Linked DNA regions of Homo sapiens: regions 1 and 2 are each linked to region 3. Evidence: chromatin loops called from intact Hi-C (ENCODE). Cell type or tissue: gastrocnemius medialis. All regions are shown on one strand.

Region 1 (8,000 bases), 200 kb before region 3:
CATCATTCCCTTGGTGAGAGCTAGTCCTGCCTAGAACTGGGGCTGGGCAGCCCCTTCCCACAACGACTGTGCACGGTGGAAGGGATCAGTTATCTTTGATGGTCAGCCAATCGTTTCTACACGGGTATACTCATGACTCAAATCAACGATTCTGGAAAAATGTAATTTTTAATGTCCTCAAAGTCACTTTCCAACTTCAGCAGTGAAAATGGCAAGAAAGAGAGGTCATTTGGAGTCCACTCAGAGAGAAGGTCGAGATTCAGATCAGGCGTTCTGGAGCTTCCTGTTTGTATTTGCACAAGCAAACTATCTCCAGACCCAGTATCTCCTCAGCAGGTTGGTCAGAGAGCAGGCAGAAGCATATCTATCTGTCAACAAATTCTTTAAAAAGGTAAAATTCCTCAATGGATTGTAGTAACGCAAATGTAATATATGTTTCCAAATATTGTTAGTGTAATTGGACACCCATTTGTGTGAGAAGTAGCTATACTTTTAATATGCTGCTGGTGGAATTTTTAATTGGTTTAGCCATTGAGAGAACACACTGGCATCATATCTTAGAGTTGAAAATGGAGGCATCCTATGACCCAGCAATTCCATCTGTACCATTGATAAGGATTTTTTTTTTCCCAATCAGCAACCCTGGATGACCAAATAATGCAAACAACTGCGTGTATGAATGACTCCGAGTGGTTTCATTTTTTTGACAAGATGATATCTTAAGAGCAGGAAAAAATCGACCAAGTTCTTATGAGAGAGAAATAAATTCTTCCAGCATGCTGCTATCAGTAGCTGAACATGCACATTGGCAGCAAGTTCTAAATGATGGAGACCATCACGCTGTTTGCCTCACGGACATTCTCTGAGCAAGTCTATTCAAAAGTCAGAATTTGATCAGGTAAAGGTATCTGTGCAAAGAAGAATCAATGCAGTACTATCTCACGTAGTCTCATGGGATGGAAAACATGAGAAGGAATCAACTTTACAGTGATATTTTAACCAGTATCTATATATTTTTATCAACAGAAGTATTGATTCAAGTAGAATGGAAATGTTGTAGAATGTATCTGTTGTAGGAAAAGTGGAGATTTGTAGGTAATATTTTGCTTCTCAGACTGGCTATTTGAGTGACATGATAGGAACACAGGGGGTCACCATCGTGGCAGATGTAGCAAATTTTGTTTTATATTGTCACTTATCTGAGAACTTTCCCTCTTCAGAAGTACAAACGTATAGAAAATAAAATAGGCTTCTGAGCAACAGAAATATGTCACAGACATTATGAGCTGAACTTATGAAGGCTTCTGTGAGATTTCCTCAAAATATCACGCCAAGCTTATTTTCTATTTATTTTCTTATGTTTTTGTCTGATAAGCCTGGCTAGCTCTTTCCTCCTTTGAGCAGCACTGTAAGATGTAGCATATTAGAAATGTGTCTGTGTGCATGAAAAAATGCTCATCATCACTGGCCATCAGAAAAATGCAAAACAAAACCACAATGAGATACCATCTCACACCAATTAGAGTGGCAATCATTAAAAAGTCAGGAAACAACAAGTGCTGGAGAGGATGTGGAGAAATAGGAACACTCTTACTCTGTTGGCGGGACTGTAAACTAGTTCAACCATTGTGGAAGACAGAGTGGTGATTCCTCAAGGATCTAGAACTAGAAATACCATTTGACCCAGCCATCCCATTACTGGGTATGTACCCAAAGGATTATAAATCATGCTGCTATAAAGACACAAGCACAGGTATGTTTATTGTGGCACTATTGACAATAGCAAAGACCTGGAACCAACCCAAATGTCCATCAATGATAGACTGGATTAAGAAAATGTGGCACATATACACCATGGAATACTATGCAGCCATAAAAAGGATGAGTTCATGTCCTTTGTAGGGACATGGATGAAACTGGAAACCATCATTCTCAGCAAACTATTGCAAGGACAAAAAACCAAACACCGCATGTTCTCACTGATAGGTGGGAATTGAACAATGAGAACGCTTCGACACAGGGTGGGGAACATCACACACCGGGGCCTGTCGTGGGGTGGGGGGGGGAGGGGGGAGGGATAGCATTAGGAGAGATATACCTAATGTAAATAACAAGTTAATGGGTGAAGCACACCAACATGGTACATGTGTATATATGTAACAAACCTGCACGTTGTGCACACGTACCCTAGAACTTAAAGTATAAAAAAAAAAAAAGAAATGTGTCTGTGTGCATTTGTGTGGGTGTGTGCTCACCTAGAACAATTGTTCTTAAATGGGGGTGATTTTGCCCCTCCACAATAGGGGACATTTGGCAACGTCCAGAGACATCTTCGATAGGCATGCCTGGGGAGGAAGGGAGAGTTACAACTCACATCTAGAAGGTAGAGGCCAGGGCTGCTGATAAATATTCTATAATGCACAGGATGACCCCTACCCAACAAAGAACTATCCAGCCCAAAGGTCAACAGTGTGCCACCCTAGTAAGACACCCTAGCAGTCACAAGGACATCAGTGAAACGTACGTGGTAGCTTACAACCTAATAGTGAGGTAGGAGGGAGAAAAAGTTATAACAACAAACGTATGAATTAAAAAATTAAATTTACAAAAGCACATCAGTGTGGCACCATTGGCATGGAGGGAAAGAACTCCATGCGTGTCAATAACCCCTGAGGCTATTGCCATATCAGGGCACTGAGTAGTAATGGCTGTCTGAATAATGTTAATATATTCAGTTTCATAAAATAGATGGGAGATTTTTATTACCTGCAGCCCCATAGGGCTGAGTCTAGCAGACACTGACATCCTTGATAAACAGATACCTCTGACTTCTGCCTGGAGCTAAGGGACTGCAATCCAGTGTATTAGAGGCAGAATTTATGTGGCAAAGTACATGCATTTAGGAGTCCTAGACACCTGGGTCCAGTCCCGGCTCTGCCACTGTGTGACTTTGGGCAAATTTGAAATCTTCTGAGTCTCTATAGGGGATTATATTATCTTCCATGCTGAGTGCTATGAAGACAAAATAAAAATATTTGTTAAATGCCTGATGCATAGAAGGCACTTAATAATTAATGGCTCTTATTACTATAGTAAGTGATAAATAATTTATAAACATAATAATATAAACAACTTTAATAATAAAAACAACTTTATATTTATACAATGATAAAAATATAAACAACTTTATATTTACATAATGATAAAAATATGAACAACTTTATATTTATATAATGATAAAAATATAAACAACTATATTTATATAATGATAAAAATATAAACAACTTTATATTTATAATAAAAATATAAACAACCTCATATTCATAATAAAAATATGAACTATATTATACTTATAATATATGTAGTAATGAGCAAATGATTAATAAATAATAGTTGTTATCGATAATCTGGTGTCCTGAGGTCTAGACGTTCTGATACCTTGCCACTTGGCAGGTAAAAGGTAATTGGCACAATCCCAGTGGCCTGACCTGGGGAGGCAAGTTCCCGCCCCCATTCACAGACAGCTGTGGTGAGTTTCTGGCCTAGAATAGAGGAGGGAGAGTGCCTCTAATCCAGACAGCCTCCATGATTGAAAGGGGAGAAATAAGAAAAGCCTGAAAGTCAATTAACCTGAAGCTGAACAACGGAATGCCTGACTCCACTGTTGAACTCCCCTCACCCAGCAGCCACCTCAGTGCCGCAGAAAGACTGTCTTGCCTCTTCTCACTCCTGCTGGCCAAGAAAGCACAGGAACCTCACAGGACCTGCACATTGAACTAAATTACTTCTAGCAGAAAAAAACTCCATCAGTGAAGCACTCATGCATCCCAGACGTATTTTAAGGGCACCAGTGACGATCTCTCCTTTAACTCCTGGGCCTCTTACTGCTTCAGCTTCAGACAGAACTGGGTTAGTATCGTGGCTTTGTTGCTTCCTAACTTGGTGGCTCTGTTATCTAGGTTAAATGTCTTGTGGCTTGTCGAGAAGCAAGTTACTTGATCTCTGTAAGCCCTAGTTTTCTCATTTGTATATTAGGGATAGAAATCATATCTGTTTTTCAGTGTTATTGCTTATTATTAAATAAAAATTAAATGCATCTATTAAATAAATATTAAATATATTACTATATAACAATAATGTCTCTGAAGCACTTAGCTGAGGGCTAGCATATCCTAAGAGCTCCGTGAATGTTAAATGCTCTTTTTATTATTAAATATTATCATTACCCTTGGGATGGCTGTGGATGAAGTTCTTATTGAATATCTCCCTAATAATCTTGGACTGAAGTGGCAGTGCTCTTAAGGATAGTTCCTGTATTGGACTTACAGTAGTTCTGCATTAACTCTTAGAAGCTGAACGAGTAGGCTGGGCACGGTGGCTCATGTCTGTAATTCCAGCATTTTGGGAGGCTGAGGTGGGTGGATCACTTGAGGTCAGGAGTTTGAGATCAGCCTGGCCAACATGGCGAAAGCCCGTCTCTACGAAAAATACAAAAATTAGTTGGGCATGGTGGTGCGTGCCTATAATACCAGCTAGTCAGAAGGCAGAGGCAGGAGAATCACTTGAGCCCCGGAGGTGGAGGTTGCAGTGAGCCAAGATGGTGCCACTACCCTCCAGCCTGGGTGACAGAGCAAGACTCCATCCCCCCACCAAAAAAAAAAAGAAAGAAAAAAAAAAGAAGCTGAATAAGTAAATTTTGTTTGCAATAAGGAATGAACAAGTTCTTTTTTATTTTTAGAGATGAGGTCTCCCTGTGTTGCCCAGCATGGACTTGAATTCCTGGCCTCAAGTGATTTTCCCATCTCAGCCCCCTGAGTAGCTGGGGCTACCATGTCTAAAGCTTTTCTTTTCTTTTTTTTAAAAAATTCAAACAATATCATTTGTGCTACATTTACTGTAGGGAAACTGAACATTATAAATAAGGGGAAACTGCTGTTGAAATGAAAAATACATCATTTTTATCCTTTTATAGTTTTACATTGGTGAAAAGAATATGTCTTTGTATAACCCGAGTGTTATTTCAAATGTTCTGGCTTTCTGCCTTTTTCTTGTTCTATATTACTGTCTGTGTTAGAAGATAATAAACAGTATGTGTCCTCCCCGGATTGAATCTGTTATCCACTGTGGGAAGCTCCTGGCTTTGCTTCATGTTCAAAAACATGATTTTTGAGGAGGTTTATGCATATTAAAAGATGGGACTTACCTCAACTGGGACAACCTTTCATTTTTTGCTGCCTGAGCAGATAAAGATGAAAGAGCAGGAAAATCAGAGTTGTAGGTCATAATAATTCCAAATGATGGTTTGCTTTGGGGCTTAGGCCTGGATCATTTATTTTCTCTTTTACTGTCAGCTTGCTAAGGGATCTCATCCTGTCTGCTGGTTTTGAATGCCGTTAACTTGCTGATGGTTCTCAGATTTGTATCAGCAGCCCAGACCTCCCCCGAGAGGCCAGTCAGGTCCACCCAACTGTCTACTTGACATCTCCACTTGGCTGTCTAAGAGGTGATCCAAACTTCACACATCCAAAACCACACTCCTGATTATAGCCTCAACCTTCATCAAGCCTGCCCTCCTCCAGCTCAGTCACTAGCCTTGAAGAATTGTCCTTGTCTCTAGTTCTTGGGAGGGAATCACTACACTGTTGGGATTTCCCAAGTGATAGGAGTGTCTTTACCATTCATGGTGGGCCCCTCGGATCACATCTGAGTTTCCGCTAACGAGATGACTCAGGACAGAGGCCTACCATGACAGAACGACCAACTATGTGATTAGAGGACTGGGGCTTTGAGCTGGGTGATATCAAACTGAACGATGGAGAGGGGAAGGGAACTGGAAGTTGAGTTCAATTTTGTGGTCAATGATTCAGTCAGTCATGCCTACACAATGAAACTCCAGTAAAAACTCTGGACACCAGGGCTCAGGTGAGCTTCCCTGGTTGGTGATACATATTGATGTGCCAGGAGGGTGGCAGGTTAATGTAATGGACAGCCAAGGTTGAGAACCAGGTCAGACACCACAAGCTCTTACTGCCTCTAGGCCTTTGTTTTTCACGTCCGCTCACTTGGAATGCTATTCCCAGCTCTTGAAATTGCCAGGCCTCAGCTCAGATATCCCTTCCTCAGAACAGACTGCTCTGATGTTCCTATCTAAAGTGACCTCTCCTGTCTCCCTCTTTTTCATTACTGTATTTACTTTGTAAGACTTATTTCAGTCTGCAAATATCTCATTTATTTAGATTTACTTGTGTCTGCCTCCCCCAGTAGAATGTGAGTGCCATGAGGGTAGGGGCCTTGTGTCAGTGACTAACACTATGTGAGGCATATCTAGACCCAGTAAGTACTTTTAAAGTGTCTCTTAAACAAATAATTGAATAAATGAATAACTGAAACAACTGGCTGATTAGGTAACATTATACAAGGAAAAATGATGCTCAATGAATTTAATGAATTTTTGTCCTGTATGTAATTATCTAAATCTATCTCTGTGTGTGTTTGTGTGTATATATATATTAGACTGATGCAAAAGTAATTGCGTTTTTTGCCATTACTTTTAATGGCAAGAACTGCAATTACTTTTGTGCCAATGTAATACATACATACATACATACATGGATACATGTATATATACAAAATATGTATACAAAATATGTATCCATGTATGTATACAAAATACGTATACAAAATATGTGTGTATTATATATCCATTTTTTTTCTAGAGTAGATGGTTCTTTTAAAAATATTTGCCTGACAGTATAAAAATGTGAAGTACATGAATTCCGTGAGCCCTAAAGAGTGGAAGAACACTGTGGTTTTGGCTGACAAATTGAAGATTGCTCAAGGTGGGTCCCGGGAACAAGGGCTTCATGGAACATTCTCCTTTGTCTGACCAATTCCTGGTTATCTCTCAGGCCCCATGGTGGAGGTGCCTCTTCTCTGTGCCAAGATGTGGCAGTCACTGCCCAGGACTTGATGTGCTTGTGTATTTGTCAGTATCTATCAGAGGACTGTGCTCTCGGGGACTCTGTCCTGTCTCTACTTTCTCCCAGCACCTAGCACAATACCTGGCAGATAGCTGGAATGCACTCTGTGTACAGAATGCACTGGAGCACACTGCAGTAACAGGGGAAGTTTCAGAGACATTCAGTCTGACTCAGACCCCAGCTGCCACAGTAACTGCCCTGTCACCCTGGACAGAGCCTCGGGGACCTCTTTTGTAAAATAGGAAAAATAGTATCTGCTTCCAAGAGTCCTGGGGAAGGACAGAAGAAGACTGTACTGGGAAATGCTTTTAAAGGCTATGTTAATTACATTTTATTTTAATTTTATTGGCTTCCCCAATATTTCTTCAAAGCAGGGACCAGGCCTTCCAATTTAGCCCATTAGGACTTGTCACGGGACACTGCAGTGCCTATTATCTGCTCGCCCCTCTGTGGCTCTTTTACTCAGTAGCATTTTCCCAGGTGTCTTGATCTGTAAGTAGGGCTCTGAGCTGGTGCAGATTCTGTGAAAGTCAAGCTCTCCTATGGGTCGGTAACTCTGGAAATCTAGAGAATGGGTCAGCATCTGTGACAAGTAAACAGAAAACACATGAAGGGGCCTTTAGGCTACTTTTCTTCCTTGATCATTTAACTACAATGTGCAGAGGGAAGTTGTGGGTCTGGATCTTAAATCTGGGGAACTGACAAAGCCGTCTTCAATGGACAAATTTCAATCTGATGCTCAGTGTCATGGCACTTGCCGGAGAGGCTTCATTGCTTGATTGATGAGGGTGTTGCCAAGGATTTCTATTTTTAATCTTCAAAATTCTTAGCTTGCTTACAACTTGGGGGCTCCACGCACAAGCAGTTTCACTCTCTTCTAGGAAAATGGACCTTTTTCAAGAAAATTAATTTGTTTCTGAAGGCTCATTCTGATACACACACTCTCTTTCTCTTGCTTGTTTTCTTCTCTATTCCCTAAGCGATTTCAAGGGGGCTTGCACTAAGGTAGCCGCCCAACCT
Region 2 (8,000 bases), 150 kb before region 3:
AAGAACGGGTCTCTGGGAGTGCTCGTGTATTGACAGAAATTCCATGCTGTGTTCTCGGGAAGTTCCCACTCTGTCTGTCAAAAGCCCAGCCTGCTCCCTTGCTAATCAATGGGCTATTTGGAAACACGTCCCAGGGTCTGAGTCCTCCAGCCATTTTCTAGCTTTGTGTGCTCAGTTCGTGATGCACAATCTAGGATGAGAGAGCCTAGCCCAACTGGGGTCACATGCCCATTCCTGAGGGCACCATCACTATGACTCCCAAGATGGCAGGTAGTGAGGAAAGGGGAGTTTCTTAAAGGAACACTGGAGAGTTGTTACTGAAAGAAGGGGACATAGGTCCTGAGCAGGCAAAGCCAACAGGTGTCCACTACACACGCTGAGCTGGCTTCTCTTGCTGAAATAAAGATTACAAAGTGCTACCTTTAAAGGAAAATTGGAGAGTTGTTGCTGAAAGAAGAGGACATGGGTCCTGAGCAGGCGAAACCCACAGACGTCCACCACACACACTGAGCTGGCTTCTGTTGCTGAAATAAAGATAACACAGTGCTACCTTTGTTGGTGAGTGTTGACGACTTTGAAAGTGGGCTATTTCTCCATCTCCCCTTCCTTTTTTTTTTGAAACAGAGTCTTGCTCTGTTACTCAGGTTGGAGTACAGTAGTGTGATCTTGGCTCACTGCAACCTCTGCCTCTCAGGCTCAAGTAATCCTCCCACCTCAGTCTCCTGAGTAGCTGGGACCACAGGCACCCACCATCATGCCTGGCTATTTTTTTTTTTGTATTTTTAGTAGAGACAGGGTCTCGCCATGTTGCCCAGGCTGGTCTTGAACTCCTGAACTCAAGCGATCCACCCGCCTCGACCTCTCAAAGTGCTGGGATTACAGGTGTGAGCCACTGCGCCTGGCCTTCCTTATTTTTTTCTAAGGGGTTTCTAAGGGGTTCACATTTTTATAACCATCTCCTTGCTTGCCCTAGTCTTGCATTTTAAGAATTAAACTATGCAAAATTCAAAGATATAATTCTCCCTAAAATGCCTTTTACATTTATTTATTTATTCAGCAAATGTTTATTGACTTCTCATTGTGTTAGGCATCAGAGTTAATGATAGGTAAGGAAAACGTGATCTCTGCCCTCAGGGTGTATAGTGTAGAAGTTTGTAAAGAAGCTTTGTTTCACATACACCTTAACAGAGTACATGCACACACATACACACACACATAAATATACATATATAATACATTATTATATGCTTCAGAATTTCTAGCTTGCTTATAATTTGAAGACCTTTAAGCCCAACTGCTGCTCATCAGAAGTCCTAACTTGGTTAAAGAAAGGGGTACATTGTTGAATCACAATTATGAAGAACATTTTGCTAAAGAACATGACCTTGCATTCTCCCTGTGCATAGGACATCTTGGAAGTTGAAGAGTAAAAAATCCATCTCGGTGTCAAACTGCCTGCTACTCTGTTTTCCTAAAACCAGGAGGGAGTGGGTGGCCTTCATTTGTGCTGCTTCTGTTTGCAGGCTGTGAATGAGGACTGGCACCCCTGGCTGCTTTGCTGTTGTGTGTTGGTGTTTGAACACCGGTCAGCATATTGCTTTGCTATTGTCACGTTATTTGTATAATCCCAGCAGCTGGCAATTGTGTAATAATTTTTGAGAGCCCCAGATATTTGCTTAGAGAGAATAAAAATAGGCAGAGAATGAGGTGTGCTCTGCATCCCGTGCAGAACGTTGTATGACTGCACTTCACAATGACAGGATTGTTTCTTGGTTAGAATTTCCCGTGGGACTTTCCCTACTCAAAGTTCAGAGAAGGGTCATGCATTCTGGAAGGGAAGCCTGTCTTATCCTCTTTGCATGCACTGACAGAGCTAGAAAAATTGCCTCAGCCCTTGCAGTCTGGTCAGGCTTGTACTGATAGGGAACTCATAAACGGCTGTATTAGTCTGTTCTCATACTGCTATGAAGAAATACCCAAGACTGGGTAACTTATAAAGAAAAAGAGGTTTAATGGATTCACAGTTCCATGTGGCTGGGGGAGCCTCACAATCATGGAGGAAGGCAAAGGAAGGGCAAAGGCATGTCTTACATGGCGGCAGGCAAGAGACCATGTGCAGGGGAACTGCTCTTTATAAAACCATCATCTTGTGAGACTTATTCACTATGATGAGAAGAGCATGGGAAAAACCTGCCCCCATGATTCAGTTACCTCCCAACAAGTCCTTCCCATGACATGTGGGGATTATGAAAGCTACAATTCAAGATGAGATTTGGGTGGGGACACAGGCAAACGATATCAATAGTCACAATGGTTTTGAGCCTGAGGTCTGTACCAGTATGCAGACTTAGAAGAGCACAGAGCCACATCTTTGTCTCCTGCTTTTTGTTCCATGGTGGCAAGAGTATCGGTCTGGAGCTAGATTGCTGGGATTGAAGCTTGTCTCTTTCACTTACTAATTGTGCTAAAATTCTCTGCACCTCAGTTTCCTAACCTGTAAAACAAGGATAATATTAACGAGAATTCTATCTTACACACTTGTTAAAAGGAATGAATTAAAGGAGACAATACAGTGCTCAGCACAATGTTGGACATATAGCGAGGGTATTAATTAGCTGCTACTGTATAGCAATAATGCTGCCTAACAAATAGCCCTAATTATTGCAGTGGCTCATACAACAAACTATATTTATCTTACTTATGAGGTGGCCAGTCAACTGGGATTGGCTCTCCTTCATGCTGTAAGTCAAGTTCAGGTCTGCTCCAGGCATCTCTCATCTCTCCACCAGATGCTACCAGCAGCTACCAGGGACATATTCTTCTCCTTCTTCTCATGCCAAATGGCAGGAGGACATGAGGAATGTTAAACTGTCCTAGTATATTTAAAGCCTCTGCACTCATCATGTTTGCTAGCATTTCATTGGCCAAGGCAAATGACATGGCCAAACCCAAACCCATGTCAGTAAAGTGCGAAAGTATACTCTTCTCACAGTAGAAGACATGGCAAAGTGACATGGCAAGAATGTGGATTATAATCATATTACATGGGGGAAAAGAATTGGGAGTAAAAATTTGATCTACCAAAGCAAGTTCCCTATGTAACAAGATGTTGAGTGGGACTTTTTTATTGCCCCGAATGGGCATTCAGATTGCAAAGCTAAAAATAAAGTCTTAGACACTCTATTTGTTAAATAACTGGAATTCCTCATGACTTTCAAGAGGTATCAAAACTGGCTTTGGGACCCACAACTCTAAGCCCCTGGGTCTATGTAAGTAGAGGGATTAAAAAAAGTGGGTAGAATTTTTGAAATCTTGGCCTGTAACAAATACTAGCTTGAGGTGAAACACTTTTTGTTCCCCATAAAACCAAGAAAAGGGCCTCCAAGAGACTCCCTTATGGGGAGTGGAGATGCTTGCAAAAAGGGAGACAGGGTACCTTGCACCCTAGCTGGGTGTTTGCTGATCCATGGTTCTGGTGGAATGGAGTCTACTATTCAGGAGAGTGCTTTAGAGGGTTTGATGTGTGCCCTGGAGTTTGGGGCATAGAAGACATAGAGCCTGGTGCCTCTTCTAGTCTGGAAATTTTGGCAGGCAGCTGATTTAATGGAGTAGCCCATGCCAGCAAGAAAGATGGGTGGTAGTACAGTGCTAAGGGAAGAAAAGAACATTTTTTCCTTTGCATTCATTGAGGGCTTGGGAAGGTACAGAAAGCTCCACAGGAAGAAGCCTGATGTGTAGGGGAGGAGCAGGAGCCCCAGGGCTGTCCAGGCTCAATCACAAAAGGAGGAAATCTGCCTGGAGAAGAGGCTGGGTGTGTGGACAGCTGGAGGGTCTGAAGCGGGACCCAGCTGCCCCTTTCTGAGAGGCTCCCTACTGCCCAAGAGGGCCGAGGTGAGGCTGAACACTGTCTCAAGAAAACTTTATACACAGAAGCCACCACATCAGACAGCCCAGTCCAAACCAGAGCCATGCCAGGGAGGGACATCTCTCTGTCATCATCATCATAATAGCTCTTGCTGTGATTACGCTTCACTCATTCTTGTTTGAATGAACAAAATTAATCTGCCTCCTTCCTCCATTTCTGGTTCCTCTTCATAGCTTCTTGCCTCCTCTCATCGGCTCTGTGTGGAGACTTGCAATACTTTATATACTGGTGAATGAGCTGTCTCGGCTTGGAGGCAGGGCCTGTGGGGGTGGGCGTGCTGGCTGATCCGCTTGGGGCTCCCGGCTTTTACTCCTAATCCTCAGCTTCTGTCTGGCCTGTAGCAGATGGAATCCTCTGCAGGATGCTTGGCCAGTTGCTTCACTTTTTAAAACAAGGCAGGGTCCAAAATACATAAATAAAATGCTGGCAGGGAGCATATCTTTGCAAGGAGCAAAGGGTTGGCATTTCTAAGGGAATAAGCTTTCCCCAACGGTAGGAGCTATCTTTTTAAGGATAAATCCTTTTCTAATTTGACAATCTTTTAGCTCTCAGGGAGATATTAAATAGCTCCAATGGATGAAGAAAGAAGTTAAGATTTCCTAAGGTACTTTGTCATTTGAGACGCGAGTACAGAGCTACGGCCAGCAATTCATTTGTTCTCATGCTTAGATCTGGGCCATTTGGTGACCTGCCTGAATTTAGCAAGTGACAAACCCCACTCCTGGCTCTGATTGTGTAAACTGATACAATACCCAGAGTGCGACTCGTTTCAAGCTTTGCGTTTGCCATGGATTTGGAAATTACCCAAATCTATTGCTGAAATTAGTGAATATTCAAGTTTCCAGCCAGGTGGCTGGTTTCCTTATGCCTATTAACTTTTTCTTTCTGATTAGAAAGGTGGTATTTGCCATTGAATACAATTTGGAAAATAGGAAAACTTATAAATGATAAAGCTCTTCATTCATGCTGCCAAGTTGCATTGTAGAAAGCTTGTTCTAGTTAACCTGACAGCTAGCACTATGCATGTGCCCCTCAATGCATCTTTGTTTGCAATGAGTATTATCCTTAGAAGGAAAATAAAACATTGTCAATTTGTTAGGTGAGAAAATATTTTATTTTTCATTTATTTGATTGCTTATGAGATTGAGCACTTTTATTTATTGACTGATTGTATGTCCCCTTCTAAACATTGTTTTTCCATGCTGTATGTCCATTTTAAATTAAGCATTAGTGTTTTCCATATTTGTAAAAGCTCCGCATATATTGAAGATATTATTCTCCTTGTTACTCTCATAAGAAATACTTATAAGAAATATTCTCATAAGTGTTGCAAATATTTTCCAAATCGATTTGCCTTTGATTTTGTATTTGTATGGTTTCCAGCCTGGGCGCCAGAGCAAGGCTTTTTGTATTAGTCTGTTTTCACACTGCTGTAAAAGACTACCTGAGACTGGGAAATTTATGAAGAAAAGAGGTTTAATTGACTCACAGTTCCACAAGCTTAACAGGAAGCATGACTGGGAGGCCTCAGGAAACTTAAAATCATGGCGGAAGGTGAAGGGGAAGCAAGCACCTTCTTCCCATGGTGGCAGGAGAGAGAGAGTGAGGGAGGAAGTGCCACACACTTTTAAACCATCAGATCTTGTGAGAACACACTCACTATCGTGAAAACAGCATGGGGAAATCTGCCTCCGTAATCTCATCACCTCCCACCAGGTCTCTCCCCCAATATTTGGGAATTATAATTCAACATGAGATTTGGGTGGGGACATGGAGCCAAACCATATTACTTTGTCTCTTAAAAATGCTTTGTATTTTAAAATAAGAATAGAGGGCAGGCACGGTGGCTCACATGCCTGTAATCTCAGCAGTTTGGGAGGCTGAGGCAGGCAGATCCCTTGAGCCCGAAAGTTGGAAACCAGCCTGGGCAACAGGGTGAAACCCCATCTCTACAAAAAATACAAAAATTAGCCAGGTGTGGTGGCATGCGCCTGTAGTCATAGCTACTTGGGAGGCTGAGGTGGGAGGATCACTTGAGGCTGGGAGACTGAGGTTGCAGTGAGCTGTGATCGTGCCACTGCTCCAGCCTGTGTGACAGAGTGAGAACCTGTCTCAAAAAAAAAAAAAAAGAAAGAAAAAGTAAAAGAAACATTTCACTTATAGAGAACTTAATACAATCTAGGCTTTGAGTTCTTTAAATTCAATATCTCATTTAATCCTTCCAGTTTTCTCAACATGATTCAGGTAGTAGATGGCAGAGCTGCAGCACCCACTCAAGACTTTCTGATTCTGAAGCCTGAACTGTTAACCTCTGCAGTCTATACAGTCATCCCCTCGCTTAAGATTTTTGCAAATTGTTTCCCATGGTTTAAGGTGGCAGAGAACTAGTCTTTTAACACGCTAATTTTTGGTCTTATGTTAGTAACTCGTTTCATTTTTTTTTCTCTTTGAAATAAAAAAGTGTTAAGGTAAGGCTAACTTTGCTTGAAGTTTAGTGAGCACCGCTGATTTCGAGTCAAAGTTTTCTTCACCTCAGGCGAGTTTTTATCTAGTGCTGTGGTTCTCAATCCTGGCTGTACTTTAGAATCAAGTGAGAAATTTATTAATTTTCCCCCCTAACCCTCCTGAGAATACTTAAGCCAGAATCTCTAGGGATGGGAGTATAAATTGAATTTTTTAAAAATAAGCTGCCCAATGATCCTAATGTGCAGCCAAGACCCAGTGACAGAGCAAACCTTCAATTATTATTACTGTTTCTATTGCTTTATTTTCCCATAATTCTTGGGTAGAATCTTGCTTCTTTTTCTTTCATGTCTATTATGTCATTATTTTTTACCTTTTTATATTTTTTTCTTTTCTGTCTGAAGGTAGACTTGACATGTGGGCAAACCGAGCAGGGCACCCATTAGCTGGAAGGGAAGAAAGCAGAGTTGGCTTAGAGATGAATGCAAATAAGATCTGAACACCAGCTCTCTTGAACCACATGGGTGCTTATCTTGCCCAGGGAATTAATTCCTTTACACCACTCCTTTCCCCTTCGCGCTCACCTCAAGAAACCATCTATTTATATATTAATAGTGTTTTTTTTTTTTTTTGAGATGGAGTCTCGCTCTGTCACCCAGGCTGGAGTGCAGTGGCGCGATCTCGGCTCACTGCAAGCTCTGCCTTCTGGGTTCACGCCATTCTCCTGCCTCAGCCTCCCGAGTAGCTGGGACTACAGGTGCCTGCCACCACCCCCAGCTAATTTTTTGTATTTTTAGTAGAGACGGGGTTTCACCATGTTAGCCAGGATGGTCTCGATCTCCTGACTTCATGATTCGCCTGCCTTGGCCTCCCAAAGTGCTGGGATTACAGGCGTGAGCCACTGCGCCCGGCCCAATGGTGTTTTAAAAGTAATGCTTGCCTGTTGACTCCAGGAGTCTGACGCCAAAGACTGAACTCCCAATATGTGCTAAACCATCTCCTCTTTGGACTCCCACTATCTCAGCTACTAGAAATGTATTATCTCATCGATATATGTTCCATTAAAGCCAGGGGTGTCGTAGATGCAGGTACAATGAGTACAGAGTCAGATTCAGAGAAGGAGTTGATCAACGATATCCTCTCCCTCCTCCATCAAGAATTAAGTCATGCTGTACACAAATGGAGTCTCCAGACATCCTCCCTGGGGAAACAGTCTAGAAAGCAGGAATGGCTGGGGTTGATTTCCCTGTCTGAATAATTTTTAATGGCTCAGCTTTCTCCTGCTGGGTTGACTCTCTGATCCCTATGCCTTGTAAGCCATTTGGACACCTCACCCTGCTTCTCCTTCTCTGCCAACATGCATGCTGCAGAGCAGACTCCCCCATCCTGGTTTCCTCTCCATCCTTTTTGCTGCTTCTAGTGACTGCTTTGTCTGAGTGATTTAACAAAACTGGACGTTCCATTAAGATACTTTGCACCTGGGGCTCATCTTCCCCAATCATTTGTCTGTTCTTAGTCCTGTACTTTCCAAGACATCTATTGAAATAAGAGCTTCATCCTGGAGGATATTACATTAAATGAAATACGCCGGGCACAGAGAGACAAACACTGC
Region 3 (8,000 bases):
CACCAACATGAGAGCTAAGGGGACCCCAGAGAAAGTGTTCACGGTGAGTGTGGGGTTGCCTGCCAATAAGAAGGGGGTTCTCCTCTTCACTGCTTTGATTTACTAAAAAGTAATTTAAGCACATAACAGGAAATTTGTCAAAAGGAGAACAAAGACTCTGATATTGCTGTTACTTTATAATAATTATTCTTCACATTTTGATGGATATCCTTTGAGGTTTTTCCTTAGGTTGCTAGTTGTTTTTAAAAATGGTGCCAGGTGCGGTGGCTCATGCCTGTAATCCCAGCACTTTGGAAGGCTGTATTAGTCCATTTTCATGCTGCTGATAAAGACATACCCGAGACTGGGAAGAAAAAGAAGTTTAATTGGACTTACAGTTCCGCATGGCTGGGGAGGCCTCAGAATCATGGCGGGAGGCGAAAGGCACTTCTTACATGGTGGTGGCAAGAGAAAATGAGGAATTTGCAAAAGCAGAAACCCCTGATAAACCCATCAGATCTCATGAGACTTATTCACTACCATGAGAACAGTATGGGTGAAACCACCCCCATGATTAAAATTATCTCCCACCATGTCCCTCCCACAACATGTGGGAATTATGGGAGTACAGTTCAAGATGAGATTTGTGTGGGAACGCAGAGCCACACCACATCAGAGGCCGAGGCTGGCAGATCACTTGAAGTCAGGGGTTCAAGACCAGCCTGGCCAACATGGCAAAACCCCATGTCTACTAAAAATACAAAAAAATCAGCTGGGCATGGTGGCGGGTACCTAAAATCCCAGCTACTCAGGAGGCTGAGGCAGGAGAATTGCTTGAACCCAGGATGCAGAGGTTGCAGTGAGCTGAGATAGTGCCACTGCACTCCAGCCTGGGCAACAGAGCAGGACTGTGTCTGAAAAAAAAAGATAACAGAAATAAACAGATTTCTCTGGGGATAAGCATATGTATGTATATTTATGTGTACATATTATTTAATAGTATAGCACTCATTATTGTTTTATATGCTGTCTCCTAGTATTCATAATCATCATTTTAATAAACAGTAATGTTACAAACATTAACATGGTTTTCCTAACATGTCTCTAATGTTAGAAGCTTGTTTATCCAGTTTTACTACCTTGTTCCTGTAAATATTAGTGCAATGAACCTTCTTGTGCACATAGTTCCTTCCCCTTCATGTCCTAGGATTGTTTTATTTCTAGGAGTAGACTCCTAGAAATAAAAGTGCTGGCTCAGAGAGCTTGGATATTTTTATAGCTCTTGAGATACATTGCCAAATCATAATACATTTCAACTGGGTTGTACCAATCTACAATGCCACAGGCAATAGAGGACCCATTTCTTTACACCCTTACCATCAGTGGCTATTAGTCTGAATTTTGTTTCTTGCCAGTTTTAAAAGCAGACAAAACAAACAAACAAAAAACCAAAACAAAATGGTAAATGGTAATTTCTATGAAGATGGCCTGATAGTTACAGAGACGCTGTCTTCCTGCCTGCCATGCTCTGACAAACCAGGAGGCTATAGGCATCTTTGTGCACCCGTTTTTATAACTTCCCCTACTTCAAATCCATTTTCTCAAGGAAACCTTCCTGGAGTAACTCCTACCTAACTTTGATTCACTGCTTTTATTTTTTAGCTTCCATAATTTCAGTCTCAAGTAAACCATTTACCCTTGTTAACCTGTTGCTTCAAACGTCTGCTTTTCAGGCAGGATCACACGGTGGCTGAGCACCTGCATCCAAAGTATCAAATCCCAGTTTTGACACTTTCTAGCTGTGTGGCCTTGGGCAAGGTACTCTCTGTGCCTCATTTTTCTCATGGAGAAAAGAGGGATAATCATATCTATATATGTGGCTATTGTAAGGATTAAGTAAAACACCAAAAAACAAAAACAAAAACAAAAACAAAAACCGGTGCCTGGCTTGGAGTAAGTGCTACACAGACGTTAACCATTATTTAAATTATTATGACATTTTTTCATAAATTAACTCAAGTTATAAATTTTATGGAAAATTCCTCAATGGGATATTTTCTCAATTCTAATGCTTCTAAAATATCTGAAATATGGGACCAATGCTTTTCCTGCCATTTTTTTAAAACTTCTATTTTAGGTTCGGGGTACATGTGCAGGTTGTTATAGAGGTGAACGTGTGTCACGGGGGTTTGTTGTACAGGTATTTTGTCACCCAGGTATTAAGCCCAGCACCCAATAGTTATCTCTTCTGCCCCCTTCCTCCTCCCACCCTCCACCCCCAAGTAGACCTCAGTGTTGGTTGTTCCCTTCTTTGTGTTCACAAGTTCTCATCATTTGGCTCCCACTTATAAGGGAGAACATGTACTGCAAACATTTATTAAGAAGCACGATGAACAGAAATGCTCCAAATGAAAGATGTTAAGGGTCACAGTGAGTCTCCCGATCTTCCATCCCCGCCGACTCTGTGATGGCCTGTAGTGCTCCCGCTGTGCTGCGGGTGTGGAAGCCACACATTGGTGAGGCTTCTGGGTGTACTTGGCTCAGTCCTGCCACCCTGCCCCTGCTGCCTCGTTCCATGGCCAGAGGAAGTCTAAGCTTCTCTCCGAGCTGCTGCTTATTTCTGGAAGATGTTTCCATGGTCTTCTGTCTCTGCCTCCAGTCTCTGACTCCACATTGGCTGGATTGGTTTTTGCACTACATCAACCTGGCCTGAAACACGGGCATACACAAGCACATCCACAAAGACACGGAGACACACATAGACATAGGCACACATACAGAGACACACAGACACAGGGACACACGGACACACATGAACACAGACACACAGACACAGAGACACACAGACACAGAGACACATGGACACACATGAACACAGACACACAGACAGAGACAAACAGACACAGGAACACACGGACACAGACACATGGACACACATGAACACAGACACACAGACACAGGAACACACGGACACACAGAGGCACACATACAGACACACATGAAGACAGACACACAGACACATTAAGACAGACACAGATGCAGAGACACACAGACACAGGAACACAAACACAGAAACACACAGACACACATTAAGACAGACACACAGACACAGGAACATACGGACACACAGGGACACACACACACAGATACACATTAAAACAGACATGTAGATGCAGAGACACACAGACACACATTAAGACAGACACACAGACACAGAGACACACACAGACACAGACACAGACACATATTAAGGCAGACACAGGAACACAAACACAGAAACACACAGACGCACATTAAGACAAACACACAGACACAGGCACACACAGACACACAGAGACACACACACAGACACACATTAAGACAGACACACAGACACAGACATCACCCATACCAAGCGTTTGGGTTGAATGGACTTCCCGAACATTTGTGAACAGAGGAATTACATCGCAGAGTGCAGCCTTCTCCTTCCTTTCTCCGTGCCCCTCCTCCCTTTCAGTCTCTCCACCTCCTTTCCTCTGCCTTCTCTCTATTCTTCTCCCTTTCGAATAAAACAGTTCCTCCTTGCTTATGCACAGTAGGTTACTAGTGTTTTAAATCTGAGAGTGTCTTTCTGGGATTTCCCCATGCCTCGAGCAGTTATTAACAGATTTATTTCAAATGCACACAGACTGTCCCAGGAGCAGTCCTGCTGGATAATTCCTTCCCACCCTGTTCTGCCTGTCTGCCCTTGCCTGTCCCAGGCACGCTGTCAGCTCCTCCCCACTTGCGTCTTACTCTAGGGTGTCTCGTACAGAAGGTTCCACGCAGTGGTGCTTAGCCAGGCGTTTCCTAACTGTTGCTTCTGGAAGGACTCCTTCTACACCAACCAAACAGGCCCCACTGGGAGCCCCATTTTTGGAGAAGTGATCCCACATTCTCTCCTGACGATGCATTCTACTGTGTGAAGAGAGAAACTCTGGCACATTAAAATTTTAGAGAGTTTATTTATGGAGACAGTGATTCATCAGTCAGGTAGCTCACACTGGAAGTGGGTCAGGGCTTTCCCTAAGGAGCACGAGGGAGAGGCTTTTATAGGTCGAACATGGAAGCAGAGCAGAGAAAGCATTTGCTGGGTTAGAGTTTGGGCCATTGCCTCATTTGGATTATTCCAGTGGGAAGTTCAAGATAATACAGCCAGTGTCCACTCAGCCAACTGGGATTGGCTGAGCTTGTTTCATTTTCTTTAAAGTTCTGAGTTAGGTTTCTGCTTGATGATGTGGGAACCCAGGGCATTAGAGCCACCTCCGTTGAGTGGCCTCCCATTTAGTTATTTTAACAGATATAACTGCCTAATGCTGAAGAATGAGATCTTAGCCAGGAAATAAATAAAAATGCCAATTTTCAGACACAAAAGCCTTTTACAACAGGATCAGAGTTCCTCATTTTCGGGGTGGGAGTGCACCCGGAGGAAGGATGTGCAGGCAGAAATCAATGTGCGGAGAGTTACAAAATGTTGGAGTTGGTCTTATCCCAGCATGCGTGCCAGTTACTAAGCTCTGAGGCATAACTTCTGCTTTTAGTTTTAACCCAACAGGAAGAAGGACTTAAAAAGGTTATGGGCTCAGTATTCTATACTGACTTGATGATTATATTAATGATGTAGAAGTAAATGGCTGGATGGGCCAGAAAAAGAAATGAAAAAAGAGAGACAACCAGAAAGTGGTAACTGACCTTAGAGAGCCAGCCTGTGGTTGGCGGTCAGGGGCGGGTACTCAGCCCAGCTTGAAGGTGTTACCTGTTTTACTCCTGTGCGTGTCCCATCAGCAGACGTGCTCATAGATGTATTCAGTGGCCTGGAGGGAGAGCTTAGGGCAGTCACACTCTTAGTTGATGCCCATGCCGTGAGCTCTAGGTTTTACCAGCCCTGTTGGCTGCCTCACAAACTCACAGTGAAACCTTTGGAAGGAGAAGGAGTTGAAGCATTCGGCTGAGAACCCACGATCTGCAGGGCTGGGGGAACACAGGCCATATTCTAATTTAGACTGAATCATAGACAATTGTTCTAATGAATCGTAAATTAGAGTGAGTAATTATGCTTCAAGTTGTCAACACACTCACTCCCTAATCCCAAAGGAAGACTGTTATTTTCCCCAAGGAGCAAAGAAAGGAAAAACTGACATTTGAGAGGATATCTTAAGGCTTTGGGGTGTGGTTTTTAAGGTGCTTCCTGAGTTGATGTTAACTTCCCCTGTAGCCTCCTTTATCTGTAGCTGGGGGTCATAACATCCATGAAGGTACTGAATAGCTTGAAGCCCAGCTGCAGCCAAGAGTTCAGCTGCAGAGCCTGCTTTGTTAGTTCTGAAGCTTCTCTGTCTGACCTCAGGCGGAAGATCATTTGCAAAGGCTGCATAGCTGGGAGTGGCCAGATGAGTCCAGGAGGCTCACAGTGTGGTCATGTCCTTGACATTTCTGGGAAGAGAGCCTATGCCTTTAGCAGATTCTCAAATTCTCCCAAAAGCTTAAGAACCACTGTTTTGGCTGGGCGCAGTGGCTCACGCCTATAATCCCAGCACTGTGGGAGGCCAAGGCAGGTGGATCACGAGGCCAGGAGATGGAGACCATCCTGGCCAACATGGTGAAACCCTGTCTCTATTAAAAAATACAAAAAATTAGCTGGGTGTGGTGGTGCAGGCATGTAGTCCCAGCTACTCGGGAGGCTGAGGCAGGAGAATCGTTTGAACCTGGGAGGCAGAGGTTGCAGTGAGCCGAGATCGTGCCACTGCACTCCAGCCTGGCAACAGAGCGAGACTGTGTCTCAAAAAACAAAACCAAACAAAAACAAACAAATAAAAAAAACAAAACCCCCCACTGTTTTTAGGGTTTAAAAAACAATAGCCAAGCTGTCTTAGACCTAGCCCTCGGGAAATGATGAGTCCGTTGTCCACTTTCCAGGGACTGCTTTCTCCCCGCGGATTGCCCAGTCGCATCTGTATTTCCCTTCTGCTGTCTCCTCATATCCTCAGTCCTTTGGCTGAAGAAAGAGATGGAGACACTCTATGGCTCGTCTTTATCCCTAGATGAAAAGTTTATTGGAGGAGGTGATGGAAACAGTTTTTGAATTTTTTTGAGTATGCTCTTTGAGAAATCGCAGACTCCTCTAGTCCTAAATCAGTTTAAATAGTTACATTAAACTACACATTGAAAACTCTGACACAAAGTGGGGTTCAAATTCTCTATATCCTATTTTTACTTTTCAGGTTTCCAACATCAAAACTCCCAAGCAAATGGATGAATTCATTGAGATCCAAAGTTCAACAGGAACCTGGTACCAGCGCTGGCTGGTCAGATTCAAGACCATTTTCAAGCAGGTATGATTGGGAACTTACTTTGGATGAGGATGCGTCTCTATGGGAGTCTCTTACCTTAGTGGATGAAAAATGCAGCTCCTGAACATCCCCACCAACCTGGGCCAGCGTGATGGAGAGGAAGCAACCCTGGAGGGGGGCGTTTGGGCTCCAGCCCACGTCTGCCTCTAGCTTGCTGTGTGCCCTGGAGCTGAAAACTCTCTAAATCTTAGTTTCTTTTCTTTGTTCTTCCTTCCCAAGGCAGGGATTTTGAATGTAGATAAAATGTCTAGTCTGAGTAAACATTATTCTCTCTAGCAAATTTTAAAATAATCACATGGAGGAAGAAGTGAGTAAAATAAATGACCCCTTGAGGCTTGTTCTTGATTTCCAAGAAACATTTTTCTAAAAGGGCAATGCCATTTCTCTGGAGCACTGGCTCCTCCAAGTAGGGAGCCAGTCAGCTATTGAGCACTGAGGCAGCCAGACAGCCAGCGTCTATTGGGACTGGTTGGCCTTCATGGTGTATGGTCAGTAAATGTTTGCAATATCCCCCTTGCCCACAGGCAGGGAGTAGAACTCAGCAGTCAAGGTTACTCAGTGCCTTGAAGTCCTAACTCAGTGTGCTTTCAATCACATTCATGGAATGCTGTGCTCCCGGGGAAAATCCTATTGGACTGTTAGAGTATGAGGCCAGCCAGTAGGAAGAGAAGAGGCTTTCCTTGTTATTTGGACAGTTTTGCTGCCTCTAGGAGACAGTGGGGTACCGGTTCTCTCCATGGGTTCCTAGGCAACTTATTAGAATATCTGAGTAATGAGCTCTTCGTGGGAGAAACAAAGTCACACATTGCTTTCTTTAACAATCCTTCTCTGGTATGGGTTGTAGGTCTGGGATAATGCCCTGTACTGTGTGATGGGGCCCTACAGAATGAATACACTGATTCTGGCCGTGGTTTGGTTTGCCATGGCATTCAGGTAAGTTCTGTCTTACTTAAATTTCGTAATTCCCTGTGCCTCAGTGGCCTCCTTTACACATTGAGGATTACAGTGAGTTCTGACTTAGAATTTGTATCAGGTAGGATGCTTTGGTGGCAAGTAGCAGAAAACCAACTCTAGTGGCTTCTACAAAGAAGAAACTTTTTTTTTTTTTTTTGAGACAGAGTCTTGCTCTGCACCCAGGCTGGAGTTCAGTGGCATGGGCTTGGCTCACTGCAGCCTGTGCCTCCTGGGTTCAAGCTATTCTCCTGCCTCAGCCTCCCCAGTTGCTGGGACTACAGATGTGTGCCACCACACCTGGATAATTTTTGTATTTTTAGTAGAGATGGGGTTTTGCCATCTTGGCCAGGATGGTCTTGAATTCCTGACCTCAAGTGATCTGCCTTCCTTGGCCTCCCAAAGTGCTGGGATTACAGGTGTGAGCCACCACATCCAGCCAGTGGGGATGTCTTTAGTGTTTCCCTATTCACTAAGATTCTGGCTGAGACATGTATATTTTACATGTTAAGGAGGTGTCCCTCAACCCCTAATCTATTGGTGTTTGTATCAGGAAAACATTTCTTTTAAATCAAATGCCTTTTCAGCATTTATGGAGGTGGTCATAGTTTTCCCCTTGTATTTATTAATATGAGGATTTATATTGTCAGATTTTCTAATAATGAACCAAATTAATGTATTTTCAATGAGTTTGATCTGCATCAA

The links. A loop is a pair of places that touch in the nucleus more often than their neighbours do. Peaks named below come from ENCODE experiments on the same cell type or tissue, not always from the same donor. Only the 100,000 strongest peaks of a DNase experiment are listed, where the experiment ranks them.
Region 1: it touches region 3 in a loop (10-fold over the local background); 95 of 110 quality-filtered maps call a loop at or near these places.
Region 2: it touches region 3 in a loop (20-fold over the local background); 2 of 110 quality-filtered maps call a loop at or near these places.

What each region holds. Positions count from the first base shown.
Region 1 is chr15:91,058,645-91,066,644 of GRCh38, forward strand. No RefSeq gene overlaps it. Among named protein-coding and RNA genes, the nearest start is that of SV2B, 38 kb to the right of the region's middle. In gastrocnemius medialis, no CTCF peak of the experiment used is centred here; no DNase peak of the experiment used is centred here; H3K27me3 peaks cover 229 bases.
Region 2 is chr15:91,114,773-91,122,772 of GRCh38, forward strand. The region is part of intron 1 of SV2B (synaptic vesicle glycoprotein 2B); the gene reads left to right. Among named protein-coding and RNA genes, the nearest start is that of SV2B, 19 kb to the left of the region's middle. RefSeq lists an enhancer at 1,600-1,909. In gastrocnemius medialis, no CTCF peak of the experiment used is centred here; DNase peaks (open chromatin) are centred at 2,775 and 4,619; H3K27ac peaks cover 3,629 bases.
Region 3 is chr15:91,260,367-91,268,366 of GRCh38, forward strand. It overlaps SV2B (synaptic vesicle glycoprotein 2B), which reads left to right. Exons shown (of 13, transcript NM_001323032.3): 6 at 1-43; 7 at 6,216-6,326; 8 at 7,189-7,277. Among named protein-coding and RNA genes, the nearest start is that of SV2B, 160 kb to the left of the region's middle. In gastrocnemius medialis, no CTCF peak of the experiment used is centred here; DNase peaks (open chromatin) are centred at 3,745 and 4,431; H3K4me3 peaks cover 1,111 bases; H3K27ac peaks cover 1,944 bases.